2 separate regions of the Homo sapiens genome follow, and region 1 is linked to region 2. Evidence: chromatin contacts called from ENCODE Hi-C or POLR2A ChIA-PET data. All regions are on one chromosome and are shown on one strand. Each heading gives the region's core, a stretch centred on a gene start or an enhancer-like site at or near the end of the contact. The rest is flanking DNA. Distances are from core to core; before and after follow the strand shown.

The links. Hi-C counts contacts between places; a loop is a spot of excess contacts on that map. ChIA-PET counts read pairs that join two places held with the same protein, here RNA polymerase II (POLR2A). Pooled maps may share reads with other maps.
Region 1: a map of naive thymus-derived CD4-positive, alpha-beta T cell shows a loop between it and region 2 (4-fold over the local background). The contact joins the promoter of SMARCD1 here to the promoter of PRPF40B in region 2. A Hi-C loop is called at or near these places in 1 of 168 maps with a recorded cell type or tissue (naive thymus-derived CD4-positive, alpha-beta T cell) and 5 of 50 pooled maps. POLR2A ChIA-PET finds 5 or more read pairs at or near these places in 3 of 52 experiments (BJ, Caco-2 and activated CD4-positive, alpha-beta memory T cell).

What each region holds. Positions count from the first base shown.
Region 1 is chr12:50,080,658-50,087,055 of GRCh38, reverse strand. SMARCD1 (SWI/SNF related BAF chromatin remodeling complex subunit D1) reads right to left here and starts at 1,714. Exons shown (of 13, transcript NM_003076.5): 1 at 1,510-1,714; 2 at 708-895; 3 at 393-435; 4 at 178-300. The coding sequence starts at 1,686. It overlaps ASIC1 (acid sensing ion channel subunit 1), which reads right to left. Exons shown (of 12, transcript NM_001095.4): 10 at 5,875-5,954; 11 at 5,692-5,796; 12 at 3,445-5,511. The coding sequence ends at 5,407. RefSeq lists enhancers at 291-1,022, 1,872-2,131, 2,489-3,221 and silencers at 1,362-1,801, 5,799-5,968.
Region 2 is chr12:49,621,890-49,628,584 of GRCh38, reverse strand. It overlaps PRPF40B (pre-mRNA processing factor 40B), which reads right to left and starts at 5,024. Exons shown (of 26, transcript NM_001031698.3): 1 at 4,992-5,024. The coding sequence starts at 4,994. It also overlaps a transcript of FAM186B not described here. RefSeq lists silencers at 4,809-5,308, 6,169-6,218 and an enhancer at 5,889-5,978.

The DNA of each region.
Region 1 (6,398 bases), core at 465-2,964, 460 kb before region 2:
CCCTTTGCCATTCTGTTCTTATCCTCCTAATGTAATTCTCAGTTTGTAGGCGGAAGGGAGAGATGCAATTTAAATGCCAAGGAGAGTTGTGCTGTGCCTTTGATTTCTCATCCTAATTCTGCTGAAGGTTCCTGGGTCCTCTCCTTTGGCTCTCTGCCTAGTACTTTCCTGTGTTACCTTGATGGGACGTTTCAAGGCCTCTTGGATATCTAGCCGTTTCCTCATGATAGTCTGGTCCAGTTTCCTTTCAAAAGCCAAGAGATCCATATAGGCCTGGGATTCTGGTACCAGTTCACGAATCTTAGGAACAGAAAAATTAATTGAAATCTAGGATGATCATCTCTATACTCAAACTCACCACACTTTCCAGAAGACATATAGCCTGGACTCACCCTTTGAGGTAGAATTTTGTCAGCCATCTTCTTTTTCTTTGCACTGTTGGGAATAAATACTATTATCAGGTTGGGACAGAACTAGTCAGAACGTGAAAATAAGCTGTCAGCACGTCCATTTATAGTAATGTGAAGGGACTGCAAAGCTTCTCTCAAAGAACTACCACCACCACCACCACCACCAAGCATTCTCAAGGATGAGTTCTGTAGCACCATCTGCTGACACAGCACCACCACTTCTTGGTTCAGGTACTCCCACCACCTGTGTCCTCCCAGGCTCCCTCCCTCCCTCCCTCTGCCCCAGGATCATCTTACTTGTGGTTTCGATTTTGGACCGCCTGCTGCTGGACCTGCTGGATCTGCTGAGGGGCAGGTCTCTTGCGGGACTGATCCATCCCTGACTGGGCCAGGCCAGGTCGGACTGAAGGGTTCCCCCCATAGCCAGGGGGTCCCATGGAAGGTCCCTGAGGTGTCATTCGGCTGCCTGGCAACATACCTGGTCTCTACAGAGGGGAGAGGACCCAGAGATGTCATGGTTTCACCTGCTAAACCCCATCAAGAAAGAAAAGCAGGGAACGCCTGAGATCTTTGAATGAAGTAAGGTTTAGGGATGGAATGGAGGACAATGAGAGGAGAACCCTTTGCTCCAGTAGTGACTCCATAGAAAAACAGAGTCCAAAAGCTAAGCGAGAGCCAGATTATACTCAAATTCTCAGTCTATTTTGGATGGGACACATCGGACATCGCCAGTTCCACATTTACTCTGCTAGCTACTATCTCTTTAGAAGCTGACCTCAATTTGTCAGCTACACGTTCTGTGTTCCTCTGATCACTGGAGCTGCTCAAGCCCCTTTGCACTCCGGCCCTCATACAGGTATCCCTGGACCCACTTCACCCACCCAGGTTCTCTACCGACTCCCCAGGGAAACAATGCCCCTAGGAGCAGGTGTGTAACTGCCTCCCCCTCTCTTTCTGCGCACTGCCTCCCCCAACCCCCACCCAGAGCCCGAACCCCTCCCAAGGGAGTCCCTCCTACTTCTCCCCCCACCCCTGTCACTCCCATGTCCCCGCTCGGCCCCGCCCCCGGCCCGCGCGCCCCTCCTCCTGCCCCACTCACCGGATAGGCCGCTCCGGGCATCGGGGAGCGGTACAGCCCTTGACCCGGAGCCGGGCCCATTCGCACAGGAGGCCCCGGAGTTCCGCCCGGGCCCAAGGCAGCAGCCGCGCCCGCCCCTCCTGAGGCTCCGGCGCCGCCGCTTGGAGCCACAGACTGGAAACCCGCCCGGGCCGCCATCTTCCCGGAGCCGCCGATGCAGCCGCACAAAGAACCGGAACCGGAACTCCCCCCGCCCCCCGAGCGCCCCCCGAGCGCCCGCCTGTTCCCCCGGCCGGCCGGCCGGCACGGGAGGCTCAGGGCAGCGAGACTATGGGATAGAGCGGGGCGACTAGCGGAAAAGGCGTGCTGGCCACGCCCTCCCGCCTTCACGGTCCGGGAGGGAAAACCATAGAGAAGAGCTCTGCAATAGAGAGGCCGCGTGAGCGGGCGCCCCCAGGCCGACGGGAGGAAGACAAGGACCTGGAAAGGGGGACGGACCACAGCCTCAGCCCCAGTCTCAACCCCAACTCGAGCCCTCTGATGAAGAGGGGCTTGGAGTAATAGCTTCATCTTGGCGCATGGCGTTAACTTTCCAAAACGCTTTGACTGCTTTTCGTTTCGTTTTCTTACTGCTATAACTATCAGGGGCTGAGGAGGGAAACACAGTTTATTCCATTTTACAAATGGGAAAGCTGAACTCACAGGTGAATGACTTGGCAAAGGTCAACCAGCAAGTTAGCCATAAAGCCGAAGCCAAGATTCCAGATACCCTTGCTCATAGCCCGGGACTCATTCCACAGATAAAGTGCCTCAATAAGTACCTCACGTGGGAACTTCATCCTAACTTTCTCTCTGACCTAACCTGCTTCCGGATTATTATTTTTTATTTTTTATTTTTTTTTAGATGAGGTCTGTCTCTCTCTCGCCCAAGCTGGAGTGCAGTGGCACCATCTCAGCTCACTGCAACCTCCGCCTCCCAGGCTCAAGTGATCCTCCCAACTCAGCCTACCAAGTAGCTGGGACCACAGGCATGCACCACCATGCCAGACTGTTTTGTATTTTTGGTAGGGATGGGGTTTCGCCATGTTGCCCAGGTTGGTCTCGAACTCCTGAGCTCAAGCGATCTGTGCTCCTCAGCCTCCCAAAATGCTGGGATTACAGGTGTGAGCCATTGTGCCTGGCCTCAGATTTTTTTTTTTTTAAATATTAAAAAATAGGGATGGGGGGCTGGGCACGGTGGCTCATGCCTGTAATCCCAGCACTTGGGAGGCCCAGGCGGGTGGATCATGAGGTCAGGAGATCGAGACCATCCTGGCTAACACGGTGAAACCCCGTCTCTACTAAAAACACAAAAAAATTAGCCGGGCGTGGTGGCGGGCGCCTGTAGTCCCAGCTACTCGGGAGGCTGAGGCAGGGGAATGGTGTGAACCCGGGAGGCGGAGCTTGCAGTGAGCCGAGATCGCGCCACTGCACTCCAGCCTGGGCGACAGAGCGAGACTCCATCTCAAAAAAGAAAAAAAAAATAGGGATGGGGGTTTCACTATGTTGCATAGGCTGATCTCGAACTCCTGGCCGCAAGTGATCCACCTGTCTCAGCCTCCCAAAGTGTTGGGATTACGGGCATGAGCCACCGTGCCAGCCTGCTTCCAGATTTTATGATAAGTTCCAGTTTATCTTGAATTTTGACTCTGCTCTCTCTCTCTAAAGCATCCTTTGTATTGGGGATTCTGTTTTGGAACTTTGTTGCCTTTGACTTCTCCCTCTTTCCCTGCCCAGTGGTTCAAACTATTCCTGATATAATGGTCAGCCTGTCCCATCCCAGGGGGACCACAGTGTCCCTACTCAAACCTTCTCCTTACTCATCCCCTAATTGGCCCCAAACCAAGCTCAGCTTTAGGCACTTAGTGAGAATATCTAAATACTTTTTCAAATAAGAGAACAACACTGAAGAGGAGATGGTTGAAACCCAGTTTATTAGACCAGAGGCATGCGTCACCCAGAGCCCTGCCTGCTGTTCCCCTATCCAATGCACACTTTTTGGCCTCATTCCTGCTTCCCTCTGGGGAGGTATGATCTCTGAGGAAACTCTTAGGAACCAAGAGATTCCAAAGATCCTACAGCCTTACTCTCCAGCTCCAGGCCAATGCAGCTGCTCACAGGTCCTGTTCTGGGATTGAAGACCAAGACACAGCTAGGGAAGGAAGGCCTGAAGAGGGGTTGGGGCTCAGGCCTGGAAGGAGTGTCTGGTGGAGGGAGGGGGGGCAGGCCCTCCACCTCACTTGTCTCTCATTAAGATAGGGTGAGACAACAGCAGAGCTTTCAACTCCTCCTCTAGGCCTCTCTTTCCTCCCAAACCCACCTCACCAGAAAATAAAAGTGGTGGGCTTGGGTATCAGGTGAGGAAAGGGGGCTGGGCACCCAGAAGGAGGAAAGGCCACTGACTGAGGACCTCAGCTTCTGCCTGTCAGCATCCCACTGCCCCAACTTCAGGAGTCGCCAATCCCCAGCTCCCTTCTGTCTCTGACACACTTGGCTTAGTGTCCAGGGTAGACCTCCATCCCCTGGGTGGGGGCTATCTCTACAGCAACCCCTTCCCTGGGGATGCCACTGTCAGCTGGGCAGAGGGCAATGGGATAGGAGGAGCAGGGGAAGAGAATGTTAAGGCTGCAGGGAGGGCCGAGGGTGCCCGGGTTGGGGGAGAGGGTGAGGCCAGAAAGAGGCAGAGCTTGTGATTCACAGCTTCCTTTGTCGCCACTGAGACAGTGCAAAGGTTACAATGCGCGTGTCGTCTCCTTGTGCTTCTCAGAGGGATGTGTGTACACAGTACAGACACCAGGGGAGAGAGTCCAACTCTTTATACAGGCGAAGGCATTCAGAGACCAGGGAGGGAGTAGAAACATAGAAGGTGGAACTTGGGGTGGGAGAATGGTTCTCAGAGACAAGAGGGGATGGGGTGGAGACAGACAGGGCTGGGAAAGTATATACAGAGATATAGCAATATAGAGTCTGTATCATATAGAAATAGAAAATGCAGATGAGGTTGTTGAGAGAAGCAAATGAAGTTGGGGAAGAGGATGTGGGAGAGTTCCATAAGAAAATTTATGGACGTGGCCCTCTACAAGGGCCTCCGGGAGAGGGACCAGTGAGGTTAGGCACTAGCGCCCTTCTCCCTGAGCTGGACGCTAACCAGCCCGGTCTTTAATGGGATGGTGAGGAAGGGCTGCCTCTTGGGATTTCTCTCCAGCAGCTGTGGGGTGGGGGTGAACTTATAGGTATCAGGATGTAGCCTACAGCACCAGGGCCGCATCTTGTCCCCATTACCACTTCTTAAGGGGATCCCCGACCCCCACGAGATTCCACATGGTGTGAGAGAGTGGGGCTGAGGTTTTAGTTCCTGCCAGGAGACTTGGGTTTGGGGACAGTCACTGGGCTGAGAGGGTCTCTTAAGGCTGGGGAAGCCTCCCTCCCCCACACTAGCCCTCCCCCTTAAGGTACATTCTCTGGTTTGGGGCCAAATTCCAGACCCCAGAGATCCCTTCCACCCCTCACTGGGAAGGGCCTTTGGTGACTGGTGGCAGCAGAATGTAGATGGACACTCAGATGGCAGACAGCTAGATAGACAGAATTCAGGCTGGGAGCTAGGGGAGGCAGCATGGAGGAGAGAGGGGCAGCCTGAGGTCCCTTGCCCCGTTCTCCCTTTTTAGTTCTTTTTTAGATTAGTTTTGTTAAATGTAAAAAGAATGGGATAGAGGCAGAGAGAGGACTCTATGGTCAAGACTCCTTCCTTACCACAGACAAGAGGAAAGATCTGCCCCGGAGTGTGGGGAGTCCCCAGGGCAGATGTGAGGAGGCAGCTGGGGGCCCCCTCGCTCTCCTAGTCCTCCCCATCTAGGCCTTTGGTTCAGCGGCCTGCGGGGCTCAGCAGGTAAAGTCCTCGAACGTGCCTCGGGCCGGATGGTGAGGTAGGATGTTGGCAGCGTATGTCATCCCGGCAGGGTGGCCCCGAAGGCTCTCGCACGGGTTCTGGGGGAAGGGGACAGGACAGGGACGGGTTATCCCTCGGAAGGGCTTCAGGTAGTGCTGGGGCATTCGGGAGGCAAAGGAGAGAAGGTGGTGGCAGAGGCGGGTGGGCGGGGGTGGACGGGGTTCCTGGGGCGGTGGAGGCACAGGCGGGCTGGAGGGCGCCCTCGCTCGCTCCCTCACGTGTCTTTTGACGTCGTCCAGGCTGAGGGCCACGCCCTTGTCCGCACTGCTCCTTTTGGCCTCCTTCTGGCATTTTCCTCGTCGGCACAGCTTGTGCTTAATGACCTAGGACGGGGACGGGGCAGGTGGGCGGGCTGGACCCCGCCCCCACGTGGCCCCGTGCCGGGCCTCGCCCCCGCTTACCTCGTAGGCGTAGTCAAAGAGCTCCAGCACCGTGAGGATGCTGGCCCCGATGAACAGCCCCATCTGGCCCCCGATGTCACCTGCGGGGGCAGGCGCCAGGGGGGTCAGTGGGGTCAGGACATCGTGGGGGCAGCAGGGTTTACTGGGACTGGGGCAGGCAAGTTGTATTCTCAAAGGGATTGGTAGCCTTCGCACAGAAGGATCGCAAAGCCAGATTCAGGTGGAATTTTTGTTTTCTTCTCTATGCTTTTCTGCGTTTTTCTACCTTTCTAAAACAAGCAGGTGTTTTTCAAGAAAAATAATCGTTTACAAAATACCACAACCCTCTTAGTTTAGGGGCATATGAAATAGTCTCCACTTCCATGCCTACCCCTCCCTCATGCCCACAGGCCTGTCTTTTCTCTTTTCCACTTTGCCCTAAGAGAAGGCTCAGTTCCCTTCCCTCACCACTTACCAAGACAACAGGGTTTGGGGAAGGGCCTCTGGGGTGGAGGACCCTCATGGGACAGAAGTGAGCACCCTGC
Region 2 (6,695 bases), core at 3,775-6,274:
CTCCAAAAAAAAAAAAAAAAAACTGTTCCTGGCCTGGTGCGGTGGTTCACGCCTGTAATCCCAGCACTTTGGGAGGCCAAGCGGGCAGATCACCTGAGGTAAGGAGTTCGAGACCAGCTTGGCCAACATGGTGAAACCTCTACTAAAAATACAAAAATTAGCCAGGTGTGGTGGCACACGCCTGTAGTCTCAGCTACTGGGGAGGCTGAGGCACGAGAACTGCTTGAACCTGGGAGGCGGAGGTTGCATTGAGCTGAGACTGCACCACTGCACTCCAGCCTGGGTGACAGAGTGAGACACTCTCAAAAAGACAAAACAACAACAACAACAACAAACTGTCCTTCATCTTGTCCTAAGAAGAAAAGGGTATGAGCTAAACCTCTCCAATGTGACTCATCTTTTCTAAGTGCTCAACTGCTTTAGTTCTGTATTCAGACTTGCTCTTGCCCCTGACGCTTTCCTCAGCATGGGAAGTCAGAAACTAATCAATAGTGGAGGAAATACAATTTTCTGTGTCACACTTTCCCATCTCAAGCTGCCTCAGGAGCCTCTCTAACATCTTTGGGTCCTACCAGGCTCCAGGGGAGCCTCAGAAGCGTCTCAGAGACTGGCACCACACCATTCAATTGTCCAAATGGAAACCTATGAGTCACTCTCCACAACTCCCTCTTCCTTGCCAATAAATCACCAAGTCTTGTTAACTTTACCTCCTCAAGATTTCTTGAATCTATCCATTTCTCTCCATTTCCTTTTCCACCACCCATCTTGCCCAAGCCACCATCTTTTTTCATCTAATTGCAGTGGCCTCCCAACTGTTTTCCCCACATCCACTCCAATCAGCAGCTATAACAAGCTCTTCAAAGTGCACCTCAGACTGTTAGCCCCCTGCTTAAAACTCTTCAATGGCTTCCCACTGCTCTTAGGGTAAATAGTAAACCCCCTACCCAGTACTATGAGGGGGTCTGCTACCCAGCTACCTTGCCAATCTCCCCCATGCTGAGCTCCTGGGTCTCAGTTCCAGCCCTACTCACCTTCTCTCAGCTCTCCCACCTCAGGCATCCACCTTTGCCTGAGAAAACTGGGTTGGCCCTGCCAACCCCACACACCTTGCCTACTACACTTCACATCTACCAATCATTTCTTCACGAAAGCTTTTCCCAACTCCCTGAACTAGTCAGAGCCCGCTTTTATATACTTGTACAACACCATGTACCTTCTCCTTCGGCAATTATCCATTAGAATTTTATAGTTATTTGTATAATCCTGATTATATTATTTTTCTATTTGGCATGAATAAAAAACAAATGCTGCCAATTAAATTATAATATCCTGTCAATTTGAAGATGCATCCTGACTTGACAAATGTTCAAATATGAGTCTCAGAATTAATGAAATATAATATCCGTGGCCCCTACTAGACTGAAAACACTGAAGGGCAGGGACTTCATCTGTTTTTGCTCACCTCATATCCAGTTCCCATTGTGTTTTCCTTACCACCATCTATGGGTACAAACTAGGTGCTAATAAGTATGTGTTAACTGAATGACTAAATGGTCTTGGCAAGTCCTACAAAACAGTAGGGGGCCACTGGTAAGTTAGGTCTAGTAGTTATTCAGGGAACATAGAATGTCAGAACTGGAGGAGACTCTGGCAGTCACCCAAGGTATCCCCCTTTTTCAGGGAATAATCTGTCCAAGGAGCCACCACTGGTTAGGGACAGAACTGGGACTGGATCCAATCTGCCCTCTAGCCCTCCTCCCTTAAAAGCAAAGCTCCTACCACATGAAACAGGTCTGTTTGCAATCTAGTATATCCCCTGCAACCTAAGTGGTTAAATCACCAATGATTCAACGTTTTATTGAGAACTTACCGGTTCCCGATTGCCTACCCTACAAAATCTTTCATCTAACAGTCAAAGCCTTGCAACGAAGGCCGCCCCACACTCTTCTTTGCTCATCCTGACTCAATGGCTTCCCTCCTCCTCTCTTTGCACAGAATTGTTAGATTACCCTCAAGTGAAACACATTTCTTTTATTCTACAGTCTCATGCTTTGTTCAAGATGATCCAATATTCACCTCCTTCAGGTTACCCTTATGACTATCCCACACACATACACACACTCCTACCTGTGTCCCTTCAGGATAAATGATGCACTACTTTGCAGAGTGACATGCTACTCTGTGAATGTTTGCTGGGTGTTTCATGTGGGACTGCTTGTCTCCCACTCATGTGGGGATTTCCCTACATTCAGGGATTGAGTTTTCTCCTTTTATACCTCCCCCAAGTGTTTAGTCAGGGCCCTGCACACAAAGTGCTGTGATAAAATGCAGTCTCATCTCTAACCTTATTAGATTTTTGCATACTGGAATATCCTAAAATGCACTTTGAAAACAGTGTATACACGTGTGCATATGTACATCTGTATAAATTCTCTGACATACAGGCTGTGACAGAGAGAGGTAGCTTGGCAGAAGTCTTTGTGGCTTGGAAAAAGGAAATTGGATTGAAATGTTGGCATGAGAAAACCTAATAAAGCTAACTGTATACAGTCATCTTCAACTTGGGATGAAGACCTCTGGCCAGGATTCAGACACTGGCCTATTCTGGACAGTTCCCCACAGAGGACAGAACAATGGAATAAACATAAACTACTACAGAACTTCCAAAGCCCTTCCTTCGCTGAGCTTCCCGTGTTGTGTCCCTGCTTTCCTGAAACACCCCGTCCCTCTCCTACCTGCTGCAGTGCCATAAAACTTTGGGTCTTATTTTATTTCTGGGTGAGAATATGAAGACATTAACTAGTGACAGGGAAGGATATAGAAATGGTTGCTGAAAGAGAAGCAGATCCTGTGTCTTCCCTGGAACAAAAACACATTTGTGGGCTGAGAGATGATGAAGAGACACTTGATCATCTGATCATCATATGTTCACCTGGGCCAGTGAGGGGCCACCCCTTTCCCACCACCAAAGATGCAATCAATACTTCTGGGACTTCACATCTAAGGGGCATCTCAGAACTTAGCACTCAGAAGAATAAAAGGAGAAAAGGACAAGAATGGAGAGGCAGTAGGAAAAAAAACAGAAAGAGGGAATGATAACAGCTAATAGCTAATATTTACTGAGCACTTATTATGAGCCAGATACTGTGTCAAACACTCATTTAATCCTGGCAACCATCTCAGAGGTTATTATTCCCATTTTACAGATAAAGAAACTGAGGTTCAGAGATTAAGTAACCTGACCAAGGTTCCAAGACATTAAATGGGAGAGGCAGGTTTGGAATCCAAGCAGTCTGACTCCAAAGCCTGTGCTTTCAACCAGTTCACAAAGCTGCCTCCCAGCAAGGATGATGGCGCCACAGATGATACTGCTTACATTCAGATACATTTCCTTTTTTCTTTTTTAACCCCAATCCTTACACAATCCAGAAATCCTCAGCGAGCCAGGTGTTCCCAAGGTCTGCTTGGTCTGACTCATTCCCACTTCCTGAAGATGAAGGCTGGGAGGCACATCTCTCAGAAAGTGGTAGCCATCATCAAAAAAAAGGCTGAGAGACCAGCTGGTTACCCTGTGATCTACCTGCGGCCCTTCTTCAGCTGCCCCAAACAGCACCTGCCCTTCCGTTTCAAAGACCATCCTAGTTTCCAACTTTCCTGGACCAGCCCTACTCTTCCTCTTGCTCCCCAAAGATCTGCCTTACTAGAAAGTATCTTCCTGTTGCTTTTTTTTTTTTTTTTTGAGACAGAGCTTCGCTCTTGTTGCCCAGACTGGAGTGCAATGGCGCGATCTCAGCTCACCACAACCTCTGCCTCCCGGGTTCAAGTGATTCTTCTGCCTCAGCCTCCAGAGTAGCTGGGATTACAGGCATGGGCCACCACGCCTAATTTTGTATTTTTAGTAAAGACAGGGTTTCTCCATGTTGGTCAGGCTGGTCTCCAACTCCTGACCTCAGGTGATTCGCCCGCCTCGGCCTCCCAAAGTGCTGGGATTACAGGCATGAGCCACCGCGCCCGGCCCCTGTTGCTTCTTTCTGATCCTGCCATCTCATCACTCTCCCTCTGAAGAAGCGAATGTTACTTTTGGTCTCCATCATTGTGGAGTTAGGTTTCAACCTCCTCCTCTCCTTAGAGTTCTTCCATCCCTCCAACAGGATAAGGCTAGCCAGCCCCAGCCCGGCAGGCTTTCTGTCTACCATCCCCCCGCACCCGTGGGGATTTCTCCAGCCCCAGCCCAAGGCCTCGCCTCCATCTTCATCCTTTCCTTTGCTTCCCTACCAAACCCATTCTCCTAAACTTCCTCCTCAAAAACCTATTCATTTAGACCCTGGAAGAGATCTGGGATTTAATTTTCATGCATTTCCTTTTTAAAAAAATTGATGGGAAATCTGAGGCCCAAAGAAAGGTAGTGACTTGCCCAAGGTCACACAGAGTCGTTAGTTTGTTGATGGCCTGGGCTGGGAGCCCCTTTCTTCAGAGGCCCCCTCTCCACCTCAGGAGACAAGCTCTTGCAAATGCAGGAAGGTGAAGCAGGGAGTCCCCAAGTGGTCTGAGGAGCACCCAGGCTTCCAAAGGGAACGGGCGCTGGGGCTGGGGGAAGGGCATGTCGCACACCAAATATCCCAGGAGGGGAAACTGGTCCCCACCTGTCCCCTGGTCCCCTCAGTCCCCTCATCTCCGCCCTCTCTCTTCTTTCCCGATCTTTCTCCGCGAACCCACCCCCACCTCTCCCAATCCCACTCTTCACCCAGTCCCGCCACTCTCGCACCTTTCGCCCCCGGCCAGGCTCCATCATGGCCTCCCCCGCCCCTTCGCCCCCAGTCCCCGCCCCCATCCCCCCTCCCGGGCTCTCTTCCCTCACCCTTGGCCTCCCTCGCCCTCCCCGGGGTCCCAGCTATCCCCAGCGGCCTCCCCGCCCCATCGGCCACGGCCCGGGCCGCAGGGGGCGCTGTGGGACCGCCCCGAGCCCCTCCACCCCCGCGCGGGGATGTTACCATGCCAGAGCCTCCGAGCAGCTGGGCCGGCTCAGCCCACCCGCCAGTAAGAGCCGCTCTGATTGGCCAGGCCGCAGCCGGGAGGGCGGGGCCGGCGGGGGGTCGCACCCCTTCGTGGCCGGGGCTCCGGTGGCTCCCGCCGGCGAGCGGGGCCCCAACCGGCCCGGTGTGTTCGGTCCCGGCCCCGCCCCCCCGGCACGGAGAACCAGGCCCCGCCCCCGCGCCGCCGCGTCCCGGGTCCGCCCCCCGGGGGGCGGGGCACGCCTGCTCCCGCCTCTGACTGACGGTCGGGGGCCGGCGCCTCTGCCTCTCCCCGCTGCCTGCGTCCTGGCTTCGCAGTCGCCGGCGCTCCAGGAGCCGAAGCGTTCACGCAGTGTGTAGGGTGCCTTTGCGCTGCACAGCGAATTTAATTTGCTGTGTAGCTCTTTTACAGTACTTTTAAGTTAGTTAACTCCAGAACTATTTGTTGAGCACCTGTGAGGTGGCAGGGTCTGTCTCAGGGACTGAGCACACAGCAGCTTGGAAAAAAAAAAAAAAAAAGACAAATCCCCGAAATCACGCCCTTGTGGGGCGTACACGTGCTTCTCGCGTGACCCTGAAGTTCACTTTTGGGACCTGGCTCCCACTGAGCGCTGAACTCATGAGAGCAGGGCCCACTCTTTGACAGAAGTTAAAAATGTGAGGTACATGCTTGCTGTGCGGCTGAGGAAACTGTAACCTGGAGCTCTGCGGGGAATGCGCTGAAGGCCTTGGGGCTGGAGAGTGACAGGCCCCAGGCACACGGGTGCAGAAAGGCGCTGACCGCCAGCCTGCAAAGCCCCGCAAAAGGCGCTTCCTGTTCCCTTTATTCCCCCCTCACCTGAGCCGGGACTCGCGTGATGCCGTGCTAGGTTCCTGAGAGCCAAAGAACTCCGGAGAGGTAGAAAAACTCCTGACACGAAGAGTTAGAGGTGACACCTGGGAGGAAAAGGAAGTGGGATTCACCCTTGTGGGCTGCTGTAGAGAGAAAATGCTTTGTGGTTTAATCAAAATGATACCCACATGGTCTCAAATGAAGGCCCAGCTCTGCGGTTTTCTTTTCTTATTTGAGGCAGCGTATTGATCTGTCACCCAGGCTGGAGTGCAGTGGCACAATCAGGGTTCACTGCAGCCTCAGCCTCCTGGTCTCAACCGGTCCTTCTCCCTCAGCCTCCGAGTAGCTGGGACTACAGGCGTGTGCCACAACGCCCGGCTAATTTTGTAACTTTTTGGAGACGACGTCTCCCTGTACTGCCCACGCTGGGTCCTGTGGTTTTCAAACTTTTGGGGGAGGTGGGGTGAGGAGACTGGCGCGCGGCCCGCAGCCGCCGCCGCGGCAGGAGAGGGGAATGGAGGGGGCGGGCGGGGGGAGGAGGACGGACCACCGGCGGCCTCTCCACCGCTCCCACCTTCCCCCGGGGGCTGCCGCGATGCCAGCGCAGCTGGGGCGATTTTCAAACTATTATTGAGATCTCTAAGTATAGCAGAAGTGGTCCAGAGGTTCCGTGAACTTTCATGAATTGCATTTTTATTTTTTAAATGCTTTTCTTTTCTTTAATGAAATATTTCTTAGAACATGTACACACATATAGAATCGAATAATTGTACCAGATTTGTTAAGACAAACAGCAGAGCCCTGCCCCCATCGTCTTCCCCTCTCTGGAGGCAACGTTTTCACCTCTTTTA